3 separate regions of the Homo sapiens genome follow, and regions 1 and 2 are each linked to region 3. The links are chromatin loops, found by intact Hi-C in ENCODE. Cell type or tissue: OCI-LY7. All regions are shown on one strand.

The links. Peaks named below come from ENCODE experiments on the same cell type or tissue, not always from the same donor. Only the 100,000 strongest peaks of a DNase experiment are listed, where the experiment ranks them.
Region 1: it touches region 3 in a loop (2.3-fold over the local background); 9 of 110 quality-filtered maps call a loop at or near these places.
Region 2: it touches region 3 in a loop (6-fold over the local background); 5 of 110 quality-filtered maps call a loop at or near these places.

Annotation. Positions count from the first base shown.
Region 1 is chr14:68,264,020-68,272,019 of GRCh38, reverse strand. The region is part of intron 7 of RAD51B (RAD51 paralog B); the gene reads right to left. Among named protein-coding and RNA genes, the nearest start is that of RAD51B-AS1, 420 kb to the left of the region's middle. RefSeq lists enhancers at 2,970-3,149, 3,300-3,449, 3,800-3,919. In OCI-LY7, CTCF peaks have their summits at 2,857 and 3,079; DNase peaks (open chromatin) are centred at 3,109, 3,629 and 4,869; H3K4me3 peaks cover 3,219 bases; H3K27ac peaks cover 5,323 bases.
Region 2 is chr14:68,360,227-68,368,226 of GRCh38, reverse strand. All of the region lies in intron 8 of RAD51B (RAD51 paralog B), which reads right to left. Among named protein-coding and RNA genes, the nearest start is that of RAD51B-AS1, 320 kb to the left of the region's middle. RefSeq lists enhancers at 3,168-3,696, 3,697-4,224. In OCI-LY7, a CTCF peak has its summit at 4,592 (motif pointing right); DNase peaks (open chromatin) are centred at 362, 4,626 and 5,186; H3K4me3 peaks cover 480 bases; H3K27ac peaks cover 2,826 bases.
Region 3 is chr14:68,812,833-68,820,832 of GRCh38, reverse strand. No RefSeq gene overlaps it. Among named protein-coding and RNA genes, the nearest start is that of ZFP36L1, 24 kb to the right of the region's middle. RefSeq lists enhancers at 3,726-3,775, 3,876-3,925, 3,800-4,539, 4,556-4,785, 4,866-5,085 and 1 more and a silencer at 4,026-4,415. In OCI-LY7, CTCF peaks have their summits at 3,733 and 3,950 (motif pointing right); DNase peaks (open chromatin) are centred at 4,042, 4,982, 5,612, 6,082 and 2 weaker places; H3K4me3 peaks cover 3,545 bases; H3K27ac peaks cover 3,571 bases.

The DNA.
Region 1 (8,000 bases), 550 kb after region 3:
TTGCTTGCTGTTTCATTTTCGAGTTGAAACAAGTATCTCACAAAGATAACTTCATGCATTTGCCTTACTTCCCCCTGGAGAAAGGAGAACAAAAAGAAAATGGCAAATTTGGGAGGCTCCCAGAGTTCTAATAAAGTTGTCCTTCATTTATTGTCAAGGCCACCATTTATTGAGCAATTACTATGATGTGTGAGCAATAAAGCTAAGCACCTTTCAAACATTATCATCATCGTCATCTTCAATTAATTAGTCCCTTGTTACGAGTTGATCAGTCTGCTAAGCACTACGCAGAGATTACCTCCTTTAATCCTGGCCACTCTCCTGTGAGGCAGGCCATAGTATTTTATACCCATTTGACAGGTAAAGAAAATGAGCTTAGAGGGCTTCTAAAAATTGTATAAGGTAATGGGAGAGCCATAACTGGAAGCTAAAGCCCAGAACCCATATCCATTGGACGATAAAGCCTTGTTTCTTACCTACCATGCTGTATTGCCTATTTATCTTTTTTTTTTATCTTCACAACACACTTTCAAGGTGCTATAATATTCATTTTATAGATGAGAAAAATGAGTCTCAGAGAGGTTAAATCACTTTCTAAAGACACACAGCTGGTAAGCAGCAAAGCTGGGATTCAAACCCAGGCTTGTTTTACTCCAAAGCCCAAGCTTTTCATCACTACACTACAGTATCTGTCTTTTCACTAGGATGTCAGTGCATTCATTTAATAAATATTTATCAAAGCCTTACTATGCACCAAGCACTGCTGTAGGCACTTGGGATACAATGTGAATAAAACAGATAGAAATCCTTCCCTGTAGTTTACATTCTAGTGGTGGGAGGCAGACAATAAACGTAATAAATGACAAATGATACAGTATGTTAGAAAGTGATCATTACTATGGGAAACAAACTAGGGTAAGGGAGATTTAGCTTAAGGTGTGGGAATAGGTTGCAATTTTAAACAAAATGGGCGACAGAGGCTTCATGGGAAAAAGAAATATGAACATAGAGTTAATGAAGCAGAGGACAGTACACATATGAATATTCAGTCAATTCTATAACTCTTCAACAGAAATCTGTAAAGAGAAATCCTTTAACATCTTATCTCATGTACAAATATCAAGGAAGCAGAAAAGTTAAAAAGCCAAGGGCCTGGGCTTTATCCCCTAACTTGCAAAAATGCATACTGCAAGGAGATAAAAAAAAATACACACATAGCTCATCTGCCATAAAAGATGGAAATGGTAAGGTTGGTAGCTGTATCTAGGCAAAGAAAAAAAAGAGACAGAGAGAGAGCTAAATATTTTACCTATCAAGAATTAGCTCCCAAAGTCAGTGGCGTTTCCCAGGCAATCTGGGTGATGTCTTCATCAAGCTCTCAGTCTACAGATGTTAACATTATAAAACTATTCCCATAAAATTACACTGCATAACAGCCGAAGACTGGCTGAACCCCTGTGACCCAAATGTGCTATCTCCAGAAAAACCAACAAGGCAAGCTATATTACACTTTCCATGAGTACACAAAGCCTAGACTATTCTGAGTAAAAGTTCATTACTTGGAGAGTTCAGCCTAAGACTGTGGGAAATTACAGAAATAATCTCTTCATCCAAATAAAAAAAGAACTCCTCTATTAGGAAAGATCCTGAAAATGTATCCCTCTATTCCAGACTCTCTAATAAGGAAAAATTAAGGCTAGACACTGAATTTTGGTGCTTTGCCTCCTCTATGAATGGCCTTCAGTGAACCATCTGCTCCTTACAGGTCACAAACAAATTTTATTGGCCATATCTGAGGATATAGCAACATATATTCTACAGGGCTTCTCCTGTTTTGGGCTGGATCGCAGGGCATGTAACAAACTAAAGGAATTGAAGAAGCAGAACTGCCTAGTGAGACTAATGGAAGTTAAGGTTGCAAAGTTATCGCAAAGTTATTCTTAGGGTTAGTATTAGTAAAGTATTACATGACTACCTGAAATGTATTTCTATTTTTGATTTCCTTGTTGACCCTTTGGAAAAAGAGGGTGGTTCTATAGTAGCTGTTTCCAATTGGCAGTTGTGCATGACCAGAAGCTTCAGATCAAGTGAGTCAACCAGGACCTCAATCCAAGGCCTGTGTTCCACTACTGGACAACAGCCCTTTTCATGGTACAGATTCCGCAAAAGAGAGACAAAGGAAGAGAGGGAAGCAAAAGCCAGGAGAGAGGTAAATAACTTCCAATTCAATCCCTCATTGAGTCCACATGTGTTTACTGAGCAACCGCTGGGGAACAGGCGTTGTTCCAGCTTCTGGGTAACAACAGAGAACCAGACTAAGACAACCTCTTTCTGCCCTTGTAGAGTGAGACCCCCTAGTCAGGGTCCAACAGTAAACAAGAAAACCAGGAAATGAGCAGGCAATTTCAGATATGATGAGTGATGTGAGGAAATAAAATATCGGGTGTAGATACTGATAGGACAGTCAGGGGAGTCCTGTCTGAGACAGGACATTCAGGCTGAGATCTGAGTGACGATCCTGCGGTAGCACAGGGTTCAGGGCAGGGTCCCAGGCAGGGGAGATGTGTAGAAAGGTCCTAAAGAGAAAGATGCTTACGATGCCCTGGGAACCCAGAGTAGATCAGCATGGCTGGAATTACTGCAAGAGGTGGTCAGAGCAGTGGGCAGGGCTGAGTCAGGCAGTGCCTTGGAGGCTGGCACCCAGCCTTGGGTTTGGTTGCAAGAGTGTGGGAGACCACTGGTGGCTCTGAAGCAGGAGACTGACATGATCTGGTTTATGTTTTAAAATGTGCTGATTGTGAGGAGTCAAACACCAACATTTAATCCTCCCATGAAGGCACAGCTTTTGTGTTCTTTGTAACACGCTTAAAATATTCATGAGTGCTCAATTCCTCTTGGCTGGGGGGAAAAAAGAAATTATATACCAAAGCTCTTCTTCTTCAGGCCACTGAGTGTTGGGAGAAGCAGAGAGACAGAAACACTGGGCCCCAAAGACATGCTGGCAGGGGGGCCCATCTTCTCAGGGTGGCCAAGGGTGGCGCCTGAGGGGAGAAGGTGTCTGATCACACTGTGGCTGCTATAGTTGAATCTGAACAGTAGCAGTGGCACCAAAGCAGAATATTTCTGGTTGGAAACACTTTCAAATGGAATTCCAGTTCATCTAAGGCAGGATGTGGTCTCATTCTATCAGTCAGTAAGTACTTATTACATCTCTACTAAATGCAGTCTAGGAACAAACAAAGATGAAAAAGTGAATGCTGTGTAAATTAAAGATGCTCTGTGCCTTTGAGGATTTGAAAGTCTCATGGAGAAGATAAGACAAAAGAGGGAAAATATCCACAGTGGTATACACAGCTATCTTCACATATATGTAGATATTTAGAGATAGAGCTAAAACCCAGATCTTTTGATTCCTAGTTCATCACTATCTCAGGTGAACAAATCCACAAAGCCCATAGTTTATGATTCTAATTGTGATGAGATGTGAACAGACATTTTGCCAGGAATCCGTAACTCCCACTATTACCCCCTATAAGACAAAGGTCATCCACAAACAGCCACTTGGCAGAATCCACTTCAGCAAACTCAATCTCTTCCAACCCACCACCAGTTTCACTTCCCTGTGGGGAAGATACAAAATGTACATGGGAGGAAGTGAGAGTGACGTGCTGGTGATCAGTTGTCTTTTCTGAAAAAGTGCAATCTACACAATGATATGTATGTATACACAGAGGCAAATGGCTGCATGATGTGTATGTATGTGTGTATGTGCACACATACATGCATTTTAATAGCTCATTCAAGAAAAATAAGCAGGACCTGGATATGTTAGGTGTCTGAAGTGATAGTTCCCAGAATGGTAGGACAAAATTGACCTGGCTTCTCTAGCCAGCAGGAAATGCAATTCTCTTCCTGCTGCTCAAGGAGAAATGTTAGAACTCCATCAGAGGCTTTATGTTAGTCTCTCCTAGCCACTCTATTCCTAATAAAAATGGCATTTAGGTCACTTACTTAAAACAACAGTGATTTATAACTGCAGCTGAGAACTGCATGGAAGTCTGCAGCACATTATTTGACATCTGAAAAGTTTGGTTTTATCTGTGTAAAATGAGAACCATAAAACTGACAATCCCAGAATCAGGACAGGGAAGCTTCAGCATGAAATAAATTGTTTAATTATGACAGAGCATGGTGAAAACAGCAGCCACTAACATTTTTATATGATATTCATACACAAAGTGATACGATTAATCTGATGTTAACTCAGATATATCAGCCCAATAGATTATAATCCTCTATTGTGAGCTAGAGAGACATAAAATGAAGTTATGGGCCCATAAGCAAAATATTTTTAAAATAAATTCCCTTATGGGTTTGAGGACCCTCCTTCAAGGGTCTCTATACATACTATGGGAGTTCTGGCATAATCCCTCTACAAAGTGGCCCATATCTAGAAGTACTGGTCTTTTTATTAATATTAGTGTTTGCCAAATAACCAATCAAACCTTACACACAAATTCTTTCATTTGAAAGAATTCTAGAAGACTAATTCTTTCATTTGACTCTCCCAGTGGTAAACATGTTCTCTTTGACATCATCTCTTTGATGTTAAATGAAATGACATTAAAGTAAGTTTCTAGATTTGCATAAAGGAATTTTTTTCATATAATACCATATGTATTTGTCTTACCCCAGTTGTGCAAATTGAGGTATGTTTTTAATATCTGCGGTTGTCACGGTTTTCCTATTATTAGGGCTACTCTGGGGATTTGAATCAGCTGGATTGTTCACCTTCAGAGCTCAAAACCAAAAGAGCAAGAATTTCCAAAGAGCAAAAAAGTATCGTCTTTGCGGAAAGCACAATACTCTTCCCCTTTTCGAGTTGCTTTTTACCTATCTGAAGAACACCAGGCCATCAGAGGCAATGCACTGGGTTAGACTTACAAGTCAACTTTTCAGGAGAAACAGCACCTAGAGAGAGCTCGAGGTTTGGTCTCCGACTTTAGAGCTGATTCAGAATTCTGATTCTGTTTTCCTAGAAGATGAGCCCCACATCTCTGTAACTTTTTGCGTAATGTATAGAACTACATAAATAATTGGTGTGCTGATATTTGTGATAAAACAATAATGTTTATATATTTTTACAGCACTTTACAAAGTGTTTTCATATTTATTACACATTTGAGGCACAGCCTTGTAAGGTTGGTACTACTATCATCCCTATTTTATAGAGATATCAGAGTCACCAGGAATACATGTAATTTGTCAAAAGACACTCAGCTCTTAAGTAGTAGAGTCAGAATTTGATCTCATAGTCTGTCCTCTATTGATTTGTACCTCATTCCCTCTGATAACTTTGCTTAGATCAAAAAGCCATCGCCCTTCCAGGGAAATGTTGGGGCTTAGAACAGGATACCCCCAAATATGGCACCCTGGCATACCAAGCATTTTAAGCTAAAGGACATTGGAAAACCACAGAAACAGGAAGGTCACTCTCTGACCTTCTCTTGCCTTTCCCTCTGAAGCAGGCCATAAAATAATTTTCTGACCTATCTTCCCTAAAAGTAGGCCTTAAGATCTTCATTCCAGAGGGGTCCTACCCTATACTTGGAAGCCATTCGAACAAACAGGGCTTGCAAAGTTCTCCCTAGTTGATTACCATTAGATGATACTCTGTGGTGCTCCAATCATACTTCTGTATGACTATCCATATAAATACACAGTTTTCCCTGGGTCTTTGGGTCATTTCTAAGGGCTTCAGTGTCACATAAAACTCTGTTAAATAAATTTGTTATGCTTTTTGCTTGTTACTCTGCCTTTGCTATAGGGTTCAGTAATGAACCTTGCAATAGGTGAGAAAAAGACATTACTTCTTCTAACCCTACAGCTCCTGGTGCCCAAACAGGAACCTAAAGCCTACCCCCAACAGTGCAAACACCAATCACTTGCCAGGCAAGGACTGCTCAGGGGTAGGGATACAAATAAAGAACAAATTTGATGGGAACATCCATCTATAAACCCAGTGCATGCACTTAATCCAATTTAGTAGTGCTACACCTTATTAAATGTCCATTTCCAATGCTGCTACATTTATAATTCATGTTATAAATGAGCACAATTATATTTATATCTCTCTCAAAATGCCAACCATCTACTAGAGTGAATTGTTTTCTTCCTCTGTGCTACTTGATTCATACCAACAGAATAGCATTTATCATATTATTATATTATACAGTTAGTTATGTTATTTTTATTTTTTATTTTTTAAGACAGAGTCTCACTCTGTTGCCCAGGCAGGAGTGCAGTGGTATGTGATCTCAGCTCATTGCAACCTCCGCCTCCTGGGTTCAAGTGATTCTCCTGCCTCAGCCTCCCGAGCAGCTGGGATTACAGGCACATGCCACCACGCCCAGCTAATTTTTGTATTTTATTAGTAGAAATGGGGTTTTACCATATTGGCCAGGCTGGTCTTGAACTCCTGACCTCAGGTGTTCCACCTGCCTCAGCCTCCCAAAGTGCTAGGATTACAGGTGTGAGCCACCGCGCCTGGCCGACAGTTAGTTATTTTTATACCAGTCTGCCCCACTGGTCTGGGAGCATCTTAAAAACAAGAACCATGTCCCATTCATTTTGAACATAGCACCTGGTATGCCTTAGATCCCAAGGAAATGATTGCTGAATACTCACTAGGGGACCTAACATTTATTTGTGATATACTTAGCCATAAATGAGTAATAAATCTTAAGAGACCAAACTTTACTAAGGCCAAATCACTGTTTGAAACATACAGTAACTCTGCTATTATAATTCTAGTTCTGAATCCAGTTTAAGAATTCTGTCTAAACTACTGATAAATGTTTATCGTAAGTTGATAAGGGTCTATTCACTCCAGACATCAAGGTAATAGTAAGCCCTAATGGTAAAGTGAATTGGATACAGGATAGGAAGCCAAAATCTAAGATTATCCTACTCATTCCAAGACATCTGGTCACTTGATCAGTATTCTACCTAAGCCACTTGACCTAGATTATACCACTTATTTCACATTAAACCCTGTGGGAAGTATTATATGCTATTTCAGAGGCAGAGTTCCCTATTCCATGTTTTTCTGCTACCCGATGCAGCCTCCACACATTTCCCTTTAGTTTGAAATAGGTAATATCCAGGAAAGGCAGACGAGAAACGGTAAAGAAGGAAATTAAACACAGTGCTGACCCCTCTCTCTCTCTGCCATCCACTTTTCTTGGATCCTAAAAGCTTCTGACATCTCATTCAGCATGCTCTAATCCTCCTAAATGAGTTTCTACTAATCTCTTCTCCGATTAAAATAATCCCTGCTCAACCTCCTACTTCGTATAACTATCTCAAGGCTCCATAAAAGTCATAGTAACAAATTTGTATCTACTTTACCTTTACTACCTTTCCTAGCCTCTAAAAAACTAAATACCCTAGGAGATGCCTCCTGTACTTCTGGCATTCCACCAGAATAAATGAGGTCCCAGATAACTCCAAAGCATCTCTCACTGGCTTACCCCAAATCTTGTCACAAACCCCATGCCATTCAAAACACTAGCTACTCAGAAAACTTTCTCTTCTACTCTGGTAAATTCTATCACCAAGCCTATAAACCTTGGATACCGTCAGGAGTCTGGCTCCGTTCCTGCCTATAAGTCATCCCTAACCCCAGTCATAGAATTCTTAGAAGTCTAGAAACTTTTTAGGCATTCCTATTTCCTTTAGAGTAGTCCCAAATGGGATAGGCATGTTGACCAACATGACAACCCTACCCCTGAGTACCAGCTAGTCAAAACAGTCCTGCTAATTTAACAGCCATAGTCCTGAATAAACACGATCCTCACCCCTGTTTTAAGCAATAGGAGTTCCTAGAGCTCTATTGTTTTCAGTGAATTCTGAGGAAGTAGGAAGGAAGGACCATAGATTAGAGGGTATGTTTACAGAGCCATCTCAAGAGTCTAGCAAAGTGGGATCATAGTTCACTT
Region 2 (8,000 bases), 450 kb after region 3:
GGTTTCTGTTAATATAAAAATTAAAGGAGAAAAATGAAAATATGTACATGACTAAAGTTAATTCCTTTCCCAATTAGGTTTCTGGTGCTTTAGTTCTTAGAAGCACCTCTACCTAGCTTTAGCAATATTTCCCTAGTAATAAAACATCACCTGTAAACTGATTCAGCAATACATAAACAGCAGAATTCTGCTAATTCTTTTTGGCAACCAGACAGGCCAAAAAGATAGCTATTAAGATAAGAATCAATTCTAAAATGTTCCCTATGGGCTCTCTTTTCTATGTGATTGTCAGAGGTCTCAGGATGTCCACAGCCATAAAAATAGTTGTCAAAACATTTTTTTCAGAAGCTTTCTCTTGTTTCCCTTTTTCTACCACAGCTGTGACACCAGCACTTTGTGTCCATCACTAATAATCCCACTTCCTCAGGACCCAACAGAACTGCTTCTTGATCCTTCTCCTTTAAAAGACGAATAACAGTGTTAGCCTACCTCTTTTATCTGGGCCGATTAATCACCAGGCCAGCTTTTCTGGGTAACTATTTCAAGTGTTGTATCCTCCGCCTGGAATACTCTTCTTTATTTTCCTGTGCTGTCGACTCATCTCTCGTTATCTCCTCTAGTCTCCTCTGGATTTTCCCCACTCCTAAGAAGTAATGGCTCCCTTCCCACATGTTCCTTCAATCCTCATGAACCTGCCTTTCAAATGTCTGTCAGCCTTGCTCTACTTTATACTTTTTTATATCCTCAAGTCTGATATATAGTAGGCATTGAATAAATACTGAGTGAACAAATTAATTAATATAAATGAATTTTAAAATTCTCAGCTTTTCCAATGGTCCCTTACAACTCACACATAAATACGTAAGTCTGTCTCAAGTCTTGGAATCCTCACACTCAATGATACATGTAATTTAGTCTAGATCATAAAATTATGACTAAGGAAGGGAATATCAAGTACAGTTTGAAAACATATCACTGTCATCATCTTTCAGTCCCAAAATGGTATATTTCATGAACAGTTTTATTAAGTGGCCATTTTGAAGAGGCTTTCGGGTTGCCTGCCTGTCAGACTGGACCATGTACAATTACAAAGATTCCACAGTAGTCTGTAGTCCCTTCCTGCATTTTATAAAGAGCACTTCAAAATGCTCTGAAAAAAATCTGTTATGTCCTAAAGCTCCTGAGAGTGAAATGTTACAGTTGGAAGCTGCCTGAAGCTCATTTATACACTGAAGTTATTAATCCCCTTCTTATATGTTTGATATAAGCCCTAGGGCACTTGGGAGGGTGATCCAATTACCCAATTCAGAGAATTGCCCTTTTCTTTCAACCAAGTTCAGAGCTCTGAATTTTTGTTCCACCAATGACTTTTTGTTTCAGTCAAACAAGGTCACGGAAGAGGCCAATATCTGCCAAGGCCAACAGGGGTTTCATTTACATGCCCACTAATGCGAGCAACATAAGAACCTCTTGAGAGCATTAAACTAGGGTGTGGGACAACAAGCCTGTTATTTATTTACCAGTTCCCAAAGCCACCCCTGCCAGTTTCTTGCTATTCAACATTTTTGGTTACCATTTTGGATTTAACGGAACTTTCTTCTGTGCATCTGGAAGATGTGGTGGGATTTGTCAATAGGCAAGAAACCCCTGGGGAAATGTTCAGATGAGCCTTCAAGGCTGCTTTAGTCCAGGGACACGAGGCAGACTAAGCATAGTCTGTACTTCCTTAAGTCAAACATTTCCAAAGTTAGCTTATTTATGACCATAGGGGGTTCTTTTGCCATCCATCATCTTGTCTCAGACCTTTATTAGTTATTTTTGTTGTTGTTGTTTCCTTTACAATGAATACCAAATAGATTCAGTCTTGCTTTAGCTACGACTGGTACACTTTTGTCATGGTCAGAGAGAGGATGATTTGGCCAATGTCTTATCACCGTCACAGACATAGGCTATTTGTCTATGGTATGTTTGTTACTTGAAGCTGATGAACAGTACTTTAGTTGAGAATAAGCATTAACAGATGGTCCAGAGAAATAAGGCAACATGTTAATTTATTTCTCCAAAATTCCAGTACTCCCACTTCAGGATTTGTGAAAAATTAAAATTACACTAAAGTTGTTAAGGGAAGAATTAATCTTAGGAATGTTTATTAAAGTCAAGAATAACTAGTTATCAAAAAAAGTATTTTTAATTTATCAAAAAGCGACACTAGTCTTTGAATTGCTCTGTGTTTGCAATAATCAACAGAAACATCTGGAAAACTCACCTTCCTGCCTAAATATTTCACAAATATATTCAGATTATCACTAAAAAAAAGTCAGGAAATGAAAAGGTAAGTGAAAAAATATTATATTTCTTCTAGTGGCCCAATCATAAAGCCAACTGTTTTTGAGTCTGATATGTGAAAGACATAACAAAATTTGTAAACAGTGGAAGATATGATTTATAAAAAGTAAAAAAAGAAAAGACAGGTTAAAAATATAATTTAGACTGCCATACAGTTTATACAGATGAATTTTTCTGATACATACTGCTCACATGAGAGAATGAAAATGTCTTGATTGCCTTAAAAAATTTGTTTTTTAGAACATGGAGAAAGAACTTGTAGATCACACTGGTAAGTTAATAATCTGAAACTACAAGATGTAGGTTTTAATCTCAAGCTTTGAAATTAATTCCTCATGTGGTTTTGGAAAAGACTTTAATCTGCCTCATCTCAGTTTCTCCAGATGAAATATCTAGATTGTATGATACACCATGATTCATCAAATAGGAAGCCTTTACAGATAATAATGTTTACGCATGTAAGCTCTGAGGTGGGACTGCCTTCAGCAGCTTGAAGACTTTAAAACATAGGACAGAGCAGTAAGACAAACAGGACAGTTCTTTGTCTTCCAGTGGTGTTACCAGGGTGTGGGTAGAGATCACTTCACATCTTTCCTCACCGGACAGCCGAATCAGACACAGAACCTGCCTCCTCTTTATTCTACTTACAGGCCTTTTTCTTTCTGCACATGCCTCTGAAGCTCTGGCGTTAAAGCTGATGATCTATTCCGAGGTGGCCCATAAAGTACGTCTCCCTCAGCCTCCACTGTCACTTTGTTGTGAATCCCAGCCCTAGCCACCCAGTGCCCTGTGCTTTCCTCAGACCCAGGATAGGATGAGAAATGTGTAGGAGCACTACATTCCTGCCACGCTAACCTTCACTCCCTCACCAAAGCTAAGGGCAGTCAGAAGCCAGCACCCAGACATGGGCGTCTCTCTGCCCCTAACACCTGCCAATTCCTGCCCTAAAACTATTGAAAGAATGCGGAGGTCCAGGGAGCTTGAGCGGGAAAAGGGTAACTGGCAGAAGGGAAAACACAATCCTGGTCTCAAAGCAGCAATAAAAATAAAATTAAACCCTCACACACACACATAAGATTCTTTATGTCTTCAATTGAAGTTGCCAGAGTACTTCACACTGGAACTACGTGCAAGAGGATTTTCTGAAAAAACAAACCACACACACAACAGACCTTACTGCTCCCTTGAAGGGGCTTATTTAAGGCAAAACAAGGCCTCCCATCATTCCTGTGAGAGATCATTGTCCCCCTTGTTGCCACAGCGCCCTGTGAGGCTGTGGGAAACAAATGACCTCAGAGGCACTGCAGTATGTGTCACTGCAAAAGAAAAGAGAGTGGAAGGGGCTGGGGGAGGGGGCTGCTGGCGAGTGGAGCCCTCCACCGCGCCCGGCGGTCCTCCAATGATATCCCTCCAGGCACAGCGGGAAGGAGGCTTGCCGGCCCCAGGAGTCTCCCTCCAGCCTGTAACGGGATTAGGCTCCCGCTCCTTAGAAGCAAAGCGTCTTTCTAGATATCCTGCTGCTCGCCCTGGTCAATCTGTCCTCTAAATTGGCCCTCCCCACAAAGTGCCCGCTGACTGCTAGTGTCTCCCTCTGTTTCACGGGTGTCTTGAGTGGAGACAGGGCTCCCCTGAGGCCCGCGATGAGGAGTGGGCGCAGAGGGAGGGAGGGAGAAGAGGGTAGTCAGGGATCAGAGGGGTGGCTGGGGAAGGGGACACACACACTGGGGCAATCGGAGAGCAGGGAGGATGGAGGCGGAAGGAGAGAGGGTTAGGATGAGCGGATCGGGAAGGAACATGGCGAAGCAAAGCTGAGCTCAGCAGCAGATACTTCCTTCGCCACACACTCCCCGCACTGGAGAAGGAAGCCCGTGGAGGCCTCGCTCTCACTGGGGCGCGTGTGGGCAAACAAGCCTGCAGTCCAGCCAGAAGCGGCCTTCCCACCACACAACTTCCTCCTGTGGACGCTAACACTGACCGATGTGGCCCCTTCTCTGCAATCTCTGTGCAATGGAGCGGCTGATACGACTTCCAGCCTACACGGGAGCACACAGAAGCACAGTGGTTGAGGGTAGACTCTGAGTCTCACTAAGTGGGCAACTCCACCTTCACTGCACCCACACACGCGTGTGCACACACACTCCCACTCCCCGCCGGGAGAAAGACTGTGTTACAGCATCGCATGTATGCATTTTACCTTCAGAGATGATACCGGCCCAACCCTCCTCCTTGAGCCACAGAGCTATGTTAACCACAAGGTGGCAAACAAAAACAGGGAAGAAGGACACAGAGTGGGCGCCGCCGCAGGAGAGCCCTGCACACTCCAATGAGGAGGCCCCTGCACACTCCAATGAGGAGGCCCCCTTCACTCAGAGCCTGCACACCTGGAGATGAGCCTGTCTCCATACTGGCGGACACTGAGAATACACAAAAACACTGAAAATAAAACATGATATATTAACAGATATATCATACAGTTTATCTGTAAAATTCCTTTTATATATGCATATATTTTCTATGGAAATGGGTATGCATCACTTTATTGTTTAATCACCTATGTTAATTCACCAAACCATTACTTTATGCACAGTACAAATTTCTGAAAATACCAGAGTTTCAAAAATTCTGTTTATCGATAGAATTTGTTTTGGCTTCTATAAAACAAGGAGACATGGTACTTTGCAGTCTCAGGGGTAAGCAAAGCGGTATGAAAAACTATCTTGTACCCAAAATCTTTCCTCATGAAAGTCTCAACTGTGGCAATGTAGGTTTTTTTGCACCAAGTTTGCAATTGGGAAGTACTGCGATTTGAAAGTAGCTGGGTTCAGTGCACAAAGGCTCCGCCTATTTTCAGTTGTTTACCAGGAACACAAATGTCTCTAGGTTGCCCTCTCTCCTCCCAGTGGTGCCCAGGACTGTGCAAGAACCCCAGAGGCATTTGCCTTTCACAAACACACTCATTCAAACTAGAGATAAAAGTGAGAAGGAGCTAACAACATTTCTGTTCGTTTCTTTTTTTTTTTAATTTTTTTTTTGAGACGGAATCTCACTCTGTCACCCAGGCTGGAGTGCAGCGGCACAATCTCAGCTCACTGCAACCTCTGCCTCCTGGGTTCAAGCAATTCTCTTGCCTCAGCCTCCTGAGTAGCTGGGACTACAGGCGCCCACCACCATGCCCGGCTAATTTTTTGTATTTTTAGTAGAGACGGGGTTTCACCCTGTTAGCCAGGATGGTCTCGATCTCCTGATCTCGTGATCCGCCCACCTTGGCCTCCCAAAGTGTTGGGATTACAGGTGTGAGCCACTGCGCCCGGCCTCTGTTATGTTTCTTTCAGGTCTGGTGCTTACTCTTTTTCAGAGCAGTGATGGTTATGAAAGAACGTAGGTTCTAGAACCAGAAACTTGATCCCAAGCTCCCCAACTTCGCCTCTCTGTCCTCACCTTCTTATCTGTAAAATGGGGCTAACACTTACATCATCAGATTGCTATGAAAATTAGTTAATAATGAATTAATATATGAAAAATCCTTACAAAAATGGCTTGATGCATAGTAATAAATATTAGTTGCTGTAATAATTAACATATTTTTCTTGGCTTACTCTCTTTTAGGAATTTTAGTACCCCAGTCAAGGATTAACAAAAATAATGACAAGAGCTAACATTTATATTTTTTTGAGAGCTCACAATGTGTTAGGCACTAGAGGTCCTTTATATGTATTATATGTATTTAATTCTCACAACAATCCCATGAGGGAAGTTTGTAGGTATCTTCTTATAACCTTTAATAGATACACTGCATTAGTTTGAACTGTATGCTGTGGCCGATATTCAGCCACCTTAGATCTACAGAAGCAGTGACTTCTTAAGTTTAGCCTAATTTCTTTGGGGCGACTATAAAGACTTCAAGGGGCCAGGTGCAGTGGTTCATGCCTGTAATCCTAGCACTTTGGGAGGCTGAGGTGGGAGGATCGCTTGAGGTCAGGAGTTTGAGACCAGCCTGGCTAACATGGTAAAACCCTATCTCTACTAAAAATACAAAAATTAGCTGAATGTGGTGGCAGGTGCCTGTAATCCCAGCTACTCGGGAGGCTGAGGCAGAAGAATCTCTCGAACCTGGGACATGGAGGTTGCAGTGAGCTGAGATCGTGCCGCCATACTCCAGCCTGGGTGACAGAGTGAGACCCTGTCTCAAAAACAAACAGACAAACAAAAGACTTCAAGGGAACAAGGACCAGGTCAAGGGAATAAGATACATGAAACAAGCACCAGGAGACTCTCCCCTTTCTCCATCCTTACCCCCCATAGCTAAAACATAATGAGAGGATATGACTCAGGAAGAAAACAGTAGACATGATGATATTGGGTGTAGAAGAAGAGAAACTAAAGCTCTAGGGAGCAAAGTTAAGTGGCCAAGTGTAAAAGCAGTGGCTCTTGAAATTCCTGGCAAGAGTTCCCCAGCCTCAGAAAACAATTTCAAGGCCGCTCATTCACTCAGTAGGTACTTATTGAGCATCTAATCAGAGTCCTTGAAACAGGGTGGAAATGAGTAAGACCTGGCTTCTAACTTTGGTCCAACCATTTGTTAGCTCTATGACCCTGGGTGAGTTGCTTAACTTGTAAGTGCCAGGGCGCAGAAAACAGTATCCCAAACTATGGTGCTTTGGCAGGCTGAGTACTCTGAACTAAAGGATATTGGGTAGCCTCAGAGCTGCCTCAGAAGCAAAGTCTTTCTCTGACCTTCTCCTGCCCTCCTTGTCTCCCATCTCCCCTAAAGGGAATCACAGAAACCAGAATTCCTCTTCCTCAAGACAGGTCATAGAATCTAGAACCCCTCTCTCCCAAAGCAATCCATAAAACCTAGAAAGGTCATTCTCTCCCTTCTCCCTAAAACCCTTCATTTCAGAGGGGTCCTACCCCCTACCTGGAGGAAGGAATGCTATAGGGAGGCCAAGAAGAATCTGAACAGACAGGCCTTGCTCTGTCTACCCCCTCAGTCTGTCATCATTAGATCAGACCCTTTTTTGTCCAATCACATTTCTACACAGCTGCCCATTCTTCCTCAGACCAAAGCATAGAAACAGACCATCTTCCCTGGGCCTTTGGGTCTACATTTCTGAAGACTCCCTTGTCATGTAAAACTTTGATGAAATACATTTGTTATGCTTTTATCATCAACCTGTCTTTTGTTAAAGGGGTGTCAGCTGTGACCCTCATGATGAGTGAGGAAAGGTATCACATCTTTCCACCCCACCTAAGTCCCAATTTCCTCATCTCTAAAAAGGAGACAATATCATATACGATGTAGAGTTGTTGGGAGGATTAGAGATGAGTATGAAAAAGACCTAGTACATGGCACATGCCCAGTAAGAGTCATTACTGCTGCTGCTGGTAACACGAAGACTACTGCTGCCACTACTGCCACAGGCATTGTGCTAGCCACCTAAGGTTGGGCCCTGATGTCATGGATGTCAGCCAATGAAAGGAAGAATTACAGAAATAACGATGATAAGATGTGCCTAGCAAGGAAGCTCAGTGCACTTAGGGTAGCCTTTTATGGCCAGGAGGACTTCAGCCAGGGAAGGGTGGGGAGAAGGCATTCCAGGAGAGGGAGCGGCATCTGCAAAGGCACAGAAGCTGCAGAGGCACGTGGTGGGCTC
Region 3 (8,000 bases):
AACCTCGAAAACATGATGCTAAGTGACAGAAGCCAGACACAAAAGCTCTGGATAGGTGAAGTATCCAGAATAGGCAACCCCATAGCGACAGGAAGTAGAGGGTGGTTTCCAGGGCCTGGGGGAGGAGGGAAAGGAGAGCAACTGTTTAGTGGGTATGGGTTTCCTTTTGGGGTGATAAAAATGTTTTGGAACTAGACAGAGGCGGAGGTTCCACAACCCTGTAAATATACTAAATTCCACTGAAGTGTTCACTTTAAAATGCTTCATTTTATGTTATGTGAACCTTACCTTGATAAAAAACACAGGGGTGCTACTGACTTCACCAGCTGGTTTGGAGGCTTCAAAGAGAAGATGGCCGTGTAGCCTGAGCTCAGCCAGTGACACTGGTGAATGTCAAAGAATGGAAGCCATCGTGACCCTGGGGGCTGTGTCAGTTCCCTTGCCTTGCTGGACTCCAGACTGCGGGAGTCAGGGGCAGGAGCCAAGGGGGAGGTGAGGGCAGGTGGCTTCGCTGGGCACACCCCTTAGTCAGGGGCAGAGGGAGCTGCTGCGGCTGCTTCAGCAGCTGTGGGTGAACATTCCTATGCTGCAGGCCCAGGCTCCCGCCTCTGATTTGCTGCGCACTTTGGGTTGGCCCTTCAACCCTGGTTCGTTTCTTAATCTGCCCATATCTGCCTGGGTACCTGCTCTTCTGCCGCTGTATTGGACACCTGACCCCATCCTCATACCCGATTCCCACAGCGCAGGTCACTGCCAGGCAGTGTATTACCGATCTCTTGGTTCTGGGGTCTGTGGTCTATCTTCCCTACAGAATCAAGGGAAAATGGATCTGTTTTGTTCATGACTGTATTTCTAACACCCAGTGCCTGGCACATAGCAGGTACTCAATAAATATCTGTTAAATGAACAAATGTACAAATCCTCATTCTTTACGTAGTGGGTGCCAGGTCCTGTCTGTACTAAGTGCTGTCAGTAAATAGCTGTGAGGTCAATGTTATCATTATCTCCGTTTTACAGAGGAGGAAGCTGAGGCTCTGGGACATGGAATGGCCATAGCAGAGCTGGGATTCTGACCTGGCAGCCCAGCAGCAAAGCCCTCGCTCTGACCCACCCAGTTCTAAGCTGTCTTCTGACCTGGAGCTCCCACTCTGGGAGGCAGCTTGGGCCCTGAAGCATTCACTCTGCCTCCTCAGCCACCGGGCCCCGCCCACTCCCAGGGAGGGGCTCCCTCTGAAGCCGCACACCCACCACCCCGAGCCCTTTCTCAGGCTCACTGCCACCCCAGCCGGCTCCCTTCCCTGGGAACCTCCGTCATAAAGAAGGCGAGGCCCTGATCTGGCCTGTCTCTCCGCCCTGGGGCCTTCCTCACCTCAGGGAACCTTAGTTATACATATGGGAGTTACGCCTTGAGCTTGTATTAAGCACCTTTCATCTGGAGAGCTCCTGGCTGCTGGGAGGCTAATTAGCTGCTCTCTGGAAAGAGTGAGTAAGAGCTGACGTCCTAGCCAGGGAACTGCCTAGCTAGGCATGGGGCTGGCCCTCCTGGGAGAGGTGTGTGAGCCATCATCTTGGGTCACCCACTTCTCCATATTTCTCCTTCTGTAGGACCTCCTCACAGAGTCCCTTCTCTCTGGCTAATGATGAAGCCCACCGTTTATTGAGTGCTTATTATGTGCCAAGAGCTTGCTAAGCCCCTTCGCCTGTTAAATATGTGTGCAGAGCAGTAGGGCCGTAGGACTACATAAATATATGTGTGCAGAGCAGTAGGGCCGTAGGACTACATAAATATATGTGTGCAGAGCAGTAGGGCCGTAGGACTACATAAATATATGTGTGCAGAGCAGTAGGGCCGTAGGACTACATAAATATATGTGTGCAGAGCAGTAGGGCCGTAGGACTACATAAATATATGTGTGCAGAGCAGTAGGGGTGTCATGCGTTAACAACTGTGATGGAGCCCTACTCCTTGCTGGCATGGGACCAGTACTTCTGCACATGACCTCATGGAGTGGATGGGAAGCCTCTAGTGTGCTGCCTGGCACGGATCAAGCACTTGCTAAGTGGTAGCTATTATCAGTAATCTTCAGAACAGCCCAGTGAGGTAGGTACCATGCTATTCCCATTTCTCAGATGAGGAAACAGGCTCAGAGAAGTTAAACCACTTACTGGCTATCACAGAGTCAGGAATAGAGTTGGATTGATTTGATTGATTCTAAAGCTGCACATAGTTTTTCAGCTGCTCCCCGCTCCCTTCCCCTAACCTGGAGTCTGTTAACGACAAAGGCCTTGCTTTGCATAATGCTAGGGTCATGGGGTCATTGGGCAGGGCTGTTCTCGTCCATCTCTCCAACAGTGCACTGGTGGGCTAGGCATGGATCAGAAACCCTTGGAGATCATCTAACACAACTCATCCGCACCCCACATTTTTCAGATGTGAAAACGGGACAGAAGGGACTGAGCAAGGTAACAGGATTAATGGGATGATACCTCCTTGTCAGCACAAGGGATAAAGTGGCAGTGGTTGGTGGTCATCCTGGCCCCTGCCATCAAGCTGGCATTGATACAAAGTAAGAATCATTAGAACACTAGAATTCCTGGCTGCCATTTGTCAGCCTGGCCCACCTGCAATGAGTGACCCCAGGGATGTTTGGGTGGGGTGGGGGTGCACACAGCAGGCTGGAGCTGAGACTGGGGCGGGGAGGGTGTACTCCACCTACCTGCCCTCCAGGGTGCTTGGCGCCTCCTAGGGCAGGCTGGCCTCTTTGTGCCATGCCCCACAGAGCATTGCAGTGATCCTAGTGCAGAGCACATAGTAGGTGCTTAAAAATGCTCATTGGAGAAACAGCTGGATCCTGGACTGCAGGAGGGAGGAGATGGCACACTGAGGGCATTGATGGGTAGATGGTAACATCATGTCTGTTCATCATTACTCAGCAGACCTGGTTCCATCAGATGTGACTGCCCTTCAGGCCTTACAGAAGGTACCTACATAAATCTGCTCAGGCAAAGAGAAGTTTGTGGGCTGTGGGCACCTGGCTGGGGTTCCTCAAGGTGGAGCATTCTTCTTGGCACTGACGGGGGTAGCTAAGATCTGAGCATGCAGGCAGGCCCTCTTCTCCCCTGGATGCTGCCCTTCTGAGGAGGCAGCTCTGTGGGTACCAGAGGCATGGGCCTAGGAGGCTGTGACCCCCTGCCTGGCCCCCTACCAGTCTCTGCTTCTACAGACAGGGTCTGCATCTTACCTGCTCCTCCTGCCAGTTCCAGTCCCCTCCCCATTCCCCTCAGGACCTCATCCCTCCTCCTGGCCTCAGCTTAAGGGTTTCCTCAGAGAGGTCTTCCTCAAGAACCTTCCCATCCCAAATCTAAATGAGTGCCCCATTTATATATGTTCTCTGAGCACCTGATTCTTTTCCTTCATAGGAATTTGAAAGTCTTTTCAAATGGAATCTTATATTTCTTTCTAGGTGATTTGTTGAAACAAGTCTGTCTCCTCCGTTAGACTAAGCTCCGCGAGGGGTGAGAAAGTTGTTCCGTCCACTCGTCCTCCGGGGCTAGCAGGACATATTCTGTATTAAATGAGTAGATGACAGAAACCCCGTGAGAGAAAGAGTGAGCCGAGCCAGTGGTTCTCTAAGTGTGGCTCCAGGACCAGCGGACCAGCAGCTCAGCATCGCCTGAGGATTTGTTAGAAATGCAAATTCTCTGACTTGGTTGGGGGACCCAGCAATCCGGGTTTGAAAGAACTGTCCAAGGGGGGATTCCTGTGCACACTGAAGTTTGAGAACCACCGAAGGCGGCAAATCCCCTGCTGTTGGGTGAGTGTGCACTGTGGCAGCTTTGGTGACCTGTAAGAGGAACCATGGATGAGCAAACCCCACCTTCAAATGTAGCAAAGGGCAGAGAGAGGGTGGACACGTCACCCAGACCCCCAAAAGGGGCCCAGACGTGTTGTTCGGCGAGCTGGCCACTGGAGGGCAGTGTGGCCACGTCCATCGTGCTGCCTCCGAGGGCTTCCGGGGGAGAGCGGCCGCGGGAGGACGGGAACGAAGCCGTAGCGAGAACCTCGCCCCACGCCGCAGCCTCCTGCAGCAGCGTCGGCTCGCCGGCCCCTTGCGTTCCGAGCCGCCCAGGGAGCTCAGCCGCCGCAGCCCCGGCCCCTGTGTCTCCCCTCGCGGGCCGGGCCTGGTGTGCACGTCTGGATGGCCTCGGGCCTGGAAGGTTTGCGAGGCCCCGGGAGCCGCAGACCGCGCCGGGGAGGAGATCCCGGCAGGCCGGCCGGGGCAGAGCGCCAAGGAGGGCGGCGGAACCTTGGCTGTTTCCCGGGAGGCCAAGGGCAGCCTTCCCGCGTGATCCGCGCGCTGCCGAGCGCGTCGGCCATCTTGGCGGCCTCGCCCGGGCCCCGCGCCCGGCCCGGCTTGGTTCTCGCTCGCGGCTGAGCAGACGCCGGGGTGGCGACGGGAGAGCCCGACCGCGAAGCTCGGCCGCAGGAGTGCGTGGGCGTCGCAGAAGCCCAGGAGAGCCCTGGACCTTGGTAGCTTCCCGGGGGTGCTGGGAAACGCCACCCCAGTAGCCGCCAGGAAGGCAGGCCTGAGCCTCCGAGCCTCAAGTGAATTGGATGGTGCCAGTCGCCCTTCTTCTTTTTGCCCCATATTCAAAGAGCGGGAAGTCAGAGGGCGTTAAAGTAGGTCACAGCGGTCAGCAGGTTTTTGTGGGGCAGGCAAGTGGCAGGGTCCAAGGCCAGGCGTAGTATCTGGTTGCCTAAGATGCTTGGGCAACTCCTTCACCGGGCACACCAATCTCCGAGCCAGAGGTCAGGGACTGGCCCCGCGGAGCTGGCTGCAGGCGGCCGATGCATTCCAGTCCCTGACCACCATGGGGACTTGAGGTGCCATTCTGAGGAGCCCCAGGCCCCACCACGCCTGTTGCCTCTGTCTAGAGTAGTTCACACATGGATGCTGTCTCTCTGGTACTTGGGTGTTTCTCAGGTTCCAGAACATCCGTTCATCTTACCAGTCCTTCAAGGTTCAGCTTAAAGATCAGCTCCACCAGGAAGCCTTCCTGGATTTCCCCTCTTAGTTTCCAACAGAATCCGTCTCTTCCGTTCTCTGCCCACCTTGAGTAGCAGTAGCTTCAGCTGTAGACTCTCCTGTTTTTCCCTTACAGTCTTTGTTGCTGCATCCTCTTTCACTGAATTGTTGATGTGAGACCCTAGACTCTCTTGTTTTTTCGTTACAGTCTTTGTTGCTGCATCCTCTCTCACTGAATTGTTGAATTGTGAGACCCTGTGAGGGTCGGCACCCTGTGATACTGGCCAGGAAAGGGTTGTTGCAAGGGGATCATGGGATTGTTGAATGGGTTTTGATCTGGATTTTGATGTTGGAAATCAAGTTCCCAAATGTTTTCAACCTTGGGTAAAGGAACATGTAATGGTGTTTTTTAAGGCTGTCATGGAATCCTTTTGTGTGTTTAATTGCTTTGTTATTTTAGTAGAAATGTCAGGGTGTCAGAGGAACAAAAGCCATGGGTCTGAGCCCAAGCAAGAAGACAAACCACTGAGCCCGTGCTGGGTGCTTCCTCTGCGTGGCCTCAGGGTCAGGGCCTGTCAGATGGAATGGCAGGCTGCGGGTCCAGCCCCAAGGTCCAACCAAGGAAGCTCCTGGGGCCTTGGCCGAGCTTGAGGCTGTGATTTCAGACTCCTCGCTGGTCTAGGTCGGTATTTCAGAGGAGGCAAAAGAGAAAGTGCCTTCACAGCCTTGGAGAAGACTGGGAGCTAAAGGAGACATCCTTGCTTTTTCCTTTTAAAATAATAAGCCAAATGTTCTCCCATGAAGGACTCCAGAAAACCCCGTTCATGCCTCACCCACAGATGATTTGCTGAATGCTCATTAAGGGGAAAACAAAGAGGTGGTTTTGTTTATTTATTTAAAAGGAAAAATAAATGAGCTGTGACAAAACAATTTGAAACCAGGCCCCTCTGAGACCTGGGCTTTCACTTCCTTGATGGGAAGTAAAACAGAGAATCAAATCCCCCTCCAAATAAAAGTGAAGTTAATAATCAGACAGCTCGAGCCCTGGCCACATCCTGTCAGCCCCCTCCCTCCCTAGGCTCTCTGTTTATAGCTGCCGAGTGCTTTCCCTCCAGAGCCCAAGCCGGCTTAACCCTTTCCTCCCCATCCAGGGAAGCCCAACCCTGCTCTTGAGACTGGAGGTGGGTTCCTCACACCCACTGGTGCTGGCCTAACCTCAGCAAGCGGTGGCTCTCCCCAGGCCTGCCGGCATGGGCCTGTGTCCCCCACAGGGCAGCCAGCTTGGATTTGAGTGATATTCTCTGCTTGTCCTGCACAAAGCCTGAAAGTGTCACCTTTCCTCTCCATACCTCCAGGGGAAGACTAGGCCAACCCATTCCCATTCCAGACGCCATGCAGCTTCTATAGCCCGGTGGGCTCCAGAAAGCTGCATTCTGACAGAAAGAGGCACAAATCTTTGGGGTTTCTGGTCTGCACAGAGAGCAGCACTCTGTGCATGTCTCTGGGCTACTTTCTGTGAAAACTTTCCACTTCCTTCAAATGCCTTCCATTGTAGTAGCATGTTGATTTCTTCCAGAACCCCATGGGGTCAATAGTAGCACATCCCACTGGGCAGAGGAGGGCCCCTTGCTAAATTAATTTTGAGTTCTCTACTGTTCTAGGCAACGACTCTGCCCTATAGGGCCATAGTTATCCTCATTTTACAGAGGAGGAAACAGGGGTTAAGTACTTTGCCCAATGTTACAGAGCTAATACATAGCAGAGCTAGGATTTGAACCCAGGCATTCTGGCCCCGGCGTGCCCTTAGCCTTTGCACTCAAGGTTTAGCAGCCAGAGATTGCTCTCTTCTCTGGAGCCAGGGGGCTTTCAGAAGCTCAGGATAATCTTATGACTGCATTGTGAAGGTCTCAAAGCCCAAGGACCTTTCGAGAACATTCTTGAGTTTTGTCTTGGGCTCTCCAGCCTCCTTTCTTGTTTCCTCTTATGGGAGAAGAGGGAGCAGGTGGAGCCAGTGCAGGGCTCCATCCATTCTCCTCCAGAATCAGCAGGGTCAAGATGTGGCTGGATGTGAATCCTCCATCCCTTCATCTGGCTGGCAGACTTAGAGCAAGAACCCAAAGACTTGGTGTGGCCACTCTGACGGTGGTCTGGATGACCTTCTGCTTAGGTTCCCTTGTCTCCTCCAGTCTTGTCACCCAAAGTCCCAAATACCCGCTTCTGGCTGAAGCTTGTCAGCAGGAGGCCACCCACACAGTAGCCTGGAGCGTGAACTGGCTGTGCAGGCCACCTGCCTCTCCTGGGAGTCCTGCGTGCCATGGCTCCTTGATTTCTTCTTAGAACTGTATCTCTTGCCTGGCCACTTTTGCACAGCCATTTGGCAGGGCCTTTGCACCAGTGAAGGTACATTGTGGTGTATAGAGGCCTTCAGGGACCACTTGCCTGAGACTCAGCTCCTTTTTGGGAGATGTTGCCACGCCCAGGGTCTGCTGTTTGTCTAGAGGACCCTGAACCCCATCTTTGGGAAGGGTTGGTCTGCTGCAGGTCTGCTTTCTGGGGGTGCATTTTGACATTCAAAGCCATGGACCAGAGTGGGCAGTGCCTTACTCTTCATTTTCCAAGTAATTCTTCAACTAGAGAGAGCTGTGGTGGCTCTATCCCAACTGCCCTGTTCTTTCCAGAGCCTGGGCAGCTCCTCTGGCTGGGGGGCGCTGAGCACAGCCATGGCTTCTGTGACACTTGAAGGGGCTGACACCCAGCAAGGTACCTGGCCCAAAGGGGTTTCAGAGGATGTGTGCCTTGATTTTTATTTAATTTAAATGTTTAAGAAAAGCATTCAAATTCAGAGTGTTCACGATGGGGTGGCTCTACTGTGGTCCTCTCAGAGGCTTAACAGCCACAAAAAAGCCACATATTAGACCCACCCTGTTACAGTTCTTACTGTGCTAGGCACTCGACACACTGATCTCATTCACC